2 separate regions of the Homo sapiens genome follow, and region 2 is linked to region 1. Evidence: chromatin contacts called from ENCODE Hi-C data. All regions are on one chromosome and are shown on one strand. Each heading gives the region's core, a stretch centred on a gene start or an enhancer-like site at or near the end of the contact. The rest is flanking DNA. Distances are from core to core; before and after follow the strand shown. Region 1 holds the start of PRRC2C (proline rich coiled-coil 2C). Region 2 holds the start of ATP1B1 (ATPase Na+/K+ transporting subunit beta 1).

Region 1 (3,186 bases), core at 338-2,837:
GAACAGCCACACATAAGCTAAGCAGAGCAAACACAATCACTTAAAAAGGCTATATTCTGAAAATCCACTTACAGAAAAGGAGAGAATTACTATTTGACTACATGCTAAAGACAAAATTCAAGTTCAATTTATTCCTAATTTTTTAGGGGATCAATGCATTTGGGGTGAGCCAGAAAAGATGCTGCAGTGCATCTGTGACACACACCTAAAAATGGCTCCAGTCAAAGCAGCATCTTAATTACCAATATGGGAGGTGAAATCTAGTTTTGAAAAATGGTGGGGTTAGGCTTGGTAGGTGCTTAGTATCACCCTATTATTTTTATTTGCAGGAGTAAGCTATTAAGTACTCAACAATCAAAAAATCCTCCGATTCTTCTGGTGCATTCCAAATGAAAATCTTACAGCAGAGCCGCCTACTGTACAATTCTAAGTACTCTAACGAGGTATGAATCTATGAACCCAGGCTGAAAACCAGCCAATGCGGAAATCCAGGTAGCTTTATAAGCCAGCAAACATCAGGCATGTCAGACCCTCAAAAGATCCCAAATAATGTCAAAACACACATACATCCCTTTAAATTAAAGGTACTCCTCTCATGCAAAGGAAGGAAGACTCTATCAATGTCTCTATAGTGGCCCCATGCCCTTTTCTTCAGTCCTAAAACGGGGCCTTTACCCTGACACCACCAATATCAACGCTATCTCAAAGACAGGGAGCTACCGAGATTCACCACGCAAGTTAGAGGATGGAGCGGCCTAGAGTGTGAAAAGACTACCCAAATCCTCCTCCGGAGTTGGGCAGCACTTCCCTAGCGGAAGTAGGGTTGGTCTTGATTCCCCGAAGAGCCTCTCATCTAACCAGGTCTTTAAACCAGACCCTCCCATACATTGCTCATTGCAAGTCCCACCCTCACTACACAGGAAGAGGTAGACAGTGAAAGCCCCGGCTGAGTCCTTCAGTTGTTTGGGGAAACGCATACCCGACACTAAAAAAAAAAAAAAAAAAAAAAGACTTCACGTCCGCCAGTCCAGGAAGACGGAAACCCCCTTCGCTTACCCGGCAACATGCGTAATCCCCTCGCAGGGCCAGGACTGGGGTCTAGGTGGGAGCAAGACAGACCGGTCCAGAACTCCCGCTGCAGACCACATGGGGCGGGTCTGACTCCGGTTTCCCGCTCCCCAAGCTGGAGGCCGACTTCCCCAGACACAGAGATGATGGTAACCAAACAGAAGGGAAATGCCCGGACCCAAGGCCCTCTCCACGCGGCCCCCTAGCCTCCGGGCGCCAGGGTCTGGGTGCGCTCCCACGCCCCAGGCCGCACTCTGGCCGTTCCCGATGGGGCCCTCTTTGATCGCGGCCCCCACACCCTCGCTTTCCTTACCGGTCAGGGTGAGTGTCAAGTTTGCGCACTTCGAGGGTCTCCGCCGATCTCTGATCGAAAGAAGGGGGAGGGAAAGCTGGGGTTAAAGGGGTGGCCGGAAGGGCCACCAGACTGGAAAAGCCGAAGCTGCGGATGGACAAACCGCCAAAGCACTTTCGCAGCTTTCCGAGGGGGAGCGAGCGAGCGAGAAAAAGAAGCAAGATGGCGGCTAGCCAGCCCCTACGTACTACGTCATGACGCTAAGTACGTAGGTCAAATCTCCGCAAGACCACACTCCTGCGCAGAGACGGCCGGATCACGTGAAGCCTCCGTGGCGGCCCAACCCCGACAGAGGGTGCTGGCGCTTCCTGCTGGACGGAGGGAGTTTCTGCAATCAGAATTATCTTTTCAGGACAAAGCTTGGACCTGAGACCTTTCTAAGAAGTCTTGAATTGACCACGTTTACAAGTTGATAATAAGCCTCAGTGAAATGAGCACTCTTATGTCTGGTGGGTGGATGTGTAAATGGTTGAACCAGCAGTTCGCCAGTATGTCTCAGTGAATTTGGGGCAAGCTGAGAAGTCTTGGTGTATTGAAAAGTTATCACAGAGAGTGAAAGTAAAACTAGTGTGAGGAACAGAGTAGCATGGGCTGCTGAGAGCACTTTTTAAGTTTCTAATTATGGATGTGAGATAAGCCATTCAGTTTATTTATATGATCTCTCCATCACAGTGTTCAGCTCCGTTGAATAGTAAGATTCACCCATGCTGGCTTTTACTAGGCAAGTGTAACATAGGCAGATGAGTGTATCTGGAAGTGGGAGACTACAATGATGATAATATTATGTCAGAACAGATGGCGAATGTTTAGTAAATGGTATCTTTTGTCCTCTTTGTGAACTACCTATGACATATTTAAAATTCAAGGATTTCTTACCACTTCTGGTCTGAACGATCTTCCCCGCCAGTAGCTGGTGTATGTCCATGGAATTGTCACTGTAGCAATGTTAGAATAAATGAAATAATAAAGAGAGGTAAATTATGAACACCTCCCTCCCCACTAATATTAATTTGAAGTAGAAAAGTCTGGACTTGCTTGGTGGCTCATGCCTGTAATACTAATACTTTGGTAGGTCAAGGCAAAAGGATTGCTTGAGACCAGGAGTTCAAGACCAATCTGGGCAACATAGTGAGACCCTACCTCTGCAAAAAAATTAAAAAGAAAAAAAGCTAGCTAGGCATAGTGGCACATGCTTATAGTCCTAGCTACCTGGGAGGCTGGAGGCAAAAGGATCACTTGAGCACAGGAGGTTGAGGCTGCAGCGAGACTCTTTCTCGAAAAAATAGAAAAGAAGAAAAGAAAAAGTTTTTTTATTGATATAGGGTCATTGCCAGGGGAAAGCCTACTGATCATCCACAAGAGGACAAGGAAGCATTACTTTAGTGAATTTCTACAACCTTCTAGGATCTGGTCTATAGTGTCCTGGTCACAGAAACATCTTTCTTTGTTTTTTTGGAGGCAGGGTCTCACTTTGCTGCCCAGGCTGGAGTGTAGTGGCATAATCACAGGTCACTGAAGCCTCAACCTCCCAGGCTCAAGCAATCCACCTGTCTCAGCCTCCCAGGTAGGTGGGACTACAGGTGCTTGCCACAAAACCTGGCTTTTTTTTTTTTTTTTTTTTTTTTTTGCCAGTAGAGACGAGGTCTTGCTATGTTGACTGGGCTGGTTTCGAACTCCTGAGCTCAAGCAAGCCTCCCGCATTGGCCTCCCAAAGTGCCGGAATTACCGGCATGAGCCACCACGCCCAGCCAAATCATCTGTCTTGA
Region 2 (3,186 bases), core at 482-2,981, 2.4 Mb after region 1:
CTCAAGTTACAAGGAGTTGCCAGGGAGCTGTTCATTCTACACACACCCCACAGTTCTTCAGGTTTTCCTTTCCACAGTAAAACACAGGAAACTACCTTTATGCCTGAGACACTATGACAATAATCTCAATGAAGAAGTCTCCCCAAAATAAAATATAAAACAAAAGCTAAAAGCCATTAAAGAACTACATTTTCCATGGCTCAGGGATACCTATGCTTCCCAGTAACACCTTGGAAAGACGCTTCACCTTGACTAACCTTGAAGTGTGATGCATTATTAACCCTTTAATTTTCAATCAAGAGAGACTCACAGGCTGCATTTTTTTTTCTTTACAAAAATTCATATATTCCAGCTTCTTCCATTTCAAAATGTCAGCTAAGCACTATTTCCCTGACTCATTCTCCTGCCGATTCCCACAGATCCTCCCAAGCAGGAACACCAATCGGCCTCTGTTCAGGACTCCCTGAATGACTGCAGTGGTGGTGCCAGTGGTGTTGGTGGTGATGGTCATGATGATGATGATGATGATGATGATGTTGGAGGAGGAGGGGGCAGTGATGCAGCAGGGGGAGTTCCCTCCCTCCTTCCCTCACGCAGTCACGACTCATAGATTCGCCTACAACTCTGCCCTTCAAAATGACCTTTTTTTTAAAAAAAAAAAAGTCACCTTTCCGGAGAGGCTGAAAACAAGAAATCTAATTTTCGATGGAAAAAAGTCTATCCAACCAAGCAACAGGCTGCACAAAATATTTTAAGATCAGCTGCTCTGCGTTTATATTCCCTTCACCATAATCAACCCAACCTACTGACTGATCCACAACTGTCTGTGTAGACCTTGAAAACAACCAGACTTTGCCAGGTTTCGGGCCAAAGCTAAGAATCGGAGTCCTGAAATGGAGCTTATTGAACCATTTCTGGGTGGTGATGACTCCAGGGGAGGTCATGGAGGGAAATCCTTAGCCATCGCTGTGAAATACTACAGTGTGGATGGATTCCTCTCCACCCTTCTCTTTCCTCTCTTTTGAGATACGTATTTAGACTAGAAGAAAGATGCTGTAACACACAACCTCGTCTGCATTAGATCCCATCACCTCACGAGGTTCTCTCAAGACCCCAGATCTCATTTTTTTTTTAAGGACTCAGGACACGGGAGAGACAAATGTAGTCTCGCAGAGCCTGACTATTCCCAGGAGTAAAAGGCTCAACCGATGCACGGTAGGAAAGACTGCAAATTACCAAGCCAAGATCGCTACGATATGCATAACCTTCCGCCTGTCGTGTTCCAGCCCCGACCCTGCGCCCCACTCTGGGGACACCGCATTCCGCACAGGACTGCAAGCCCAGGCCGGCGCGACCCAGCAGCGTCCACCACCCTCGCCCCCGCCACCCCGGCCAGCGCGGTGGGTGCGGAACCGGCCGCGGACCCTGCGCAGGGGATGCGCCGCCCGGGAAAGATCAGACGCGGCGGCCGGGAGCTGCGGACCCCGTACTTACACCAACTGCCACCGGTCCTGCCCAGAAACTCCTTCTTCTCTGAGTTCCAGATGAATTTCTTCCAGCTGCCCTCCTCCTTGGCTTTCCCGCGGGCCATGGCGATGGCGGGTCAGCAGCTGCCGCGGTCCGGAGGGTGGGTGGCTGCGGCGCGCGCCCTGGCGTCCTCTGCGCCGCTCGGCTTCTCCGGCCTGGCTCTCTGCAGGCAGGACGCGCCGCTGCCGCTGCGGCTCTCGGAGTGCGAGACGCGCGGCGGAGGAGCCAAGGCAGGAGCAGGAGGAGGGGGAGGCGGCGGCGGCGGCGGCGGCGGGGCGGGGGCGGAGGGAGGGACGGCGCAGGCTGCGCGGCTCCGAGCCCCGCACCTATTGGTGGGCGCGCAGCCGCTCGCGGGCTTTCTTTGGTCCGCCGAGCGCTCCTCTAGCCCTTGGGGGGTCGGGGGCTCCGCGAACCCGTAGCTGCCGCTCCCGCTGCCACTGGGGACGTGTGCTGGGCCCCCGCCTCCCCTGACCTCTGCAGAGACAGGCCCGGGGTAGGAGAGTCAGAGAGGGAAGGACGGACAAGCGGACTGCGGGGCGCCACCGGCACTCCCGCCAGGAGCCGAGGAATTGGCTGCGCCCGCCCTACCTTTACTATATACCGCGCCCCGGCGGCCGTGCGCCCCGCCCTCTAGCGGCCCGGTGGCCAATCGCCGGCGCCAGGGGCAGGGACTCGGCCCGAGAGGGCGGGTTCGGGGCCGGCACAAAGGAGCCGCCGGGGCTAGAGGGGCCGCTTGGATCGCTGGGCGCGGGGCGTTGGGCGCGGGGCGAGGAGGAGGCGGGGGCGGCGGTGAGGGACGCGCAGGCAGCGCCGCGCAGCCCCCTCCCAGCTCCCGGCTGGGCGTGAACCGCCCCTTCCGTGGCTGGGGGATCCGCACCTGGGTCGCCCGGAGCCTCGAGGACCCCAGCCCGGCAGTCCTGGCCCAGCCTCCACGCCTCTGCCTGCCCGCCCGCGCTTTCGGCCTCCCTGGGCTGTGGGTCCACCCCTCCTGGGCGCTGGCGGGGTGGGGGAAGGTCACTCCGGGACGCCGGACTGGCGAGGACTCTGCCCAGCTCCGCCCCGCCTCCCGCTCCTGCACCTGCCGCCCCCTCGCACTCCCCGCCACTGCGGTTGCAGTTCCGGCCCTTCCCTCTTCTTTGCAGGCCAGCCCAGCCGGCAGCCCCGGTTCCTGACTGCCCGGCTGTGCCCCTTGTGGGCGGCCTGAACCACCTCGAGCAGGACAATTGCCAAACCCACCCAGGGCGGTAGCCCGCAGTGAGTTGTCCCGTAGAAACCAATTGAGACTCAGGCCAGTCTAGACCCCAGGCAACAATATCTGCACGTGACCCAGCCACCGAGGACTTTCTTGGTGCCCGGTCGGCGGCGGGTATTCTCATTGGCATGCTTTTATGCCCCCTTGGGGGTATCGATCCCTTTGTTCTGCTGTAAAATTCTTGGAGCCAAAGGACCTTTGGGAAAACCTAGCGCATAGGGCAAGATGTTGCAGACCTGGGGCATAGAGTACCCCTTCCCACTCTTTGTCCGCTGTTGCTGGAAAGCCAAACTCTTGGTTTCATCCCTCTCCTATGAGCCCCCAAGCAGCTTTATACATCCCTCTGAGGACAGTGACACAGCAGAAAACACCGGGATGCTTCTGCTTCCACTGCAGAGAAGCCCTAT

What was found. Hi-C counts contacts between places; a loop is a spot of excess contacts on that map. Pooled maps may share reads with other maps.
Region 2: a loop to region 1 is called in a map of B cell, with 22 times the contacts of the local background. The contact joins the promoter of ATP1B1 here to the promoter of PRRC2C in region 1. A Hi-C loop is called at or near these places in 2 of 168 maps with a recorded cell type or tissue (B cell and OCI-LY7) and 8 of 50 pooled maps.

Annotation. Positions count from the first base shown.
Region 1 is chr1:171,483,931-171,487,116 of GRCh38, reverse strand. It overlaps PRRC2C (proline rich coiled-coil 2C), which reads right to left and starts at 1,587. Exons shown (of 35, transcript NM_001387844.1): 1 at 1,382-1,587. RefSeq lists enhancers at 1,034-1,782, 1,689-1,998.
Region 2 is chr1:169,105,235-169,108,420 of GRCh38, reverse strand. It overlaps ATP1B1 (ATPase Na+/K+ transporting subunit beta 1), which reads right to left and starts at 1,731. Exons shown (of 6, transcript NM_001677.4): 1 at 1,495-1,731. The coding sequence starts at 1,591. RefSeq lists enhancers at 1,022-1,594, 1,595-2,167, 1,956-2,250, 2,741-3,186 and a silencer at 1,764-2,683.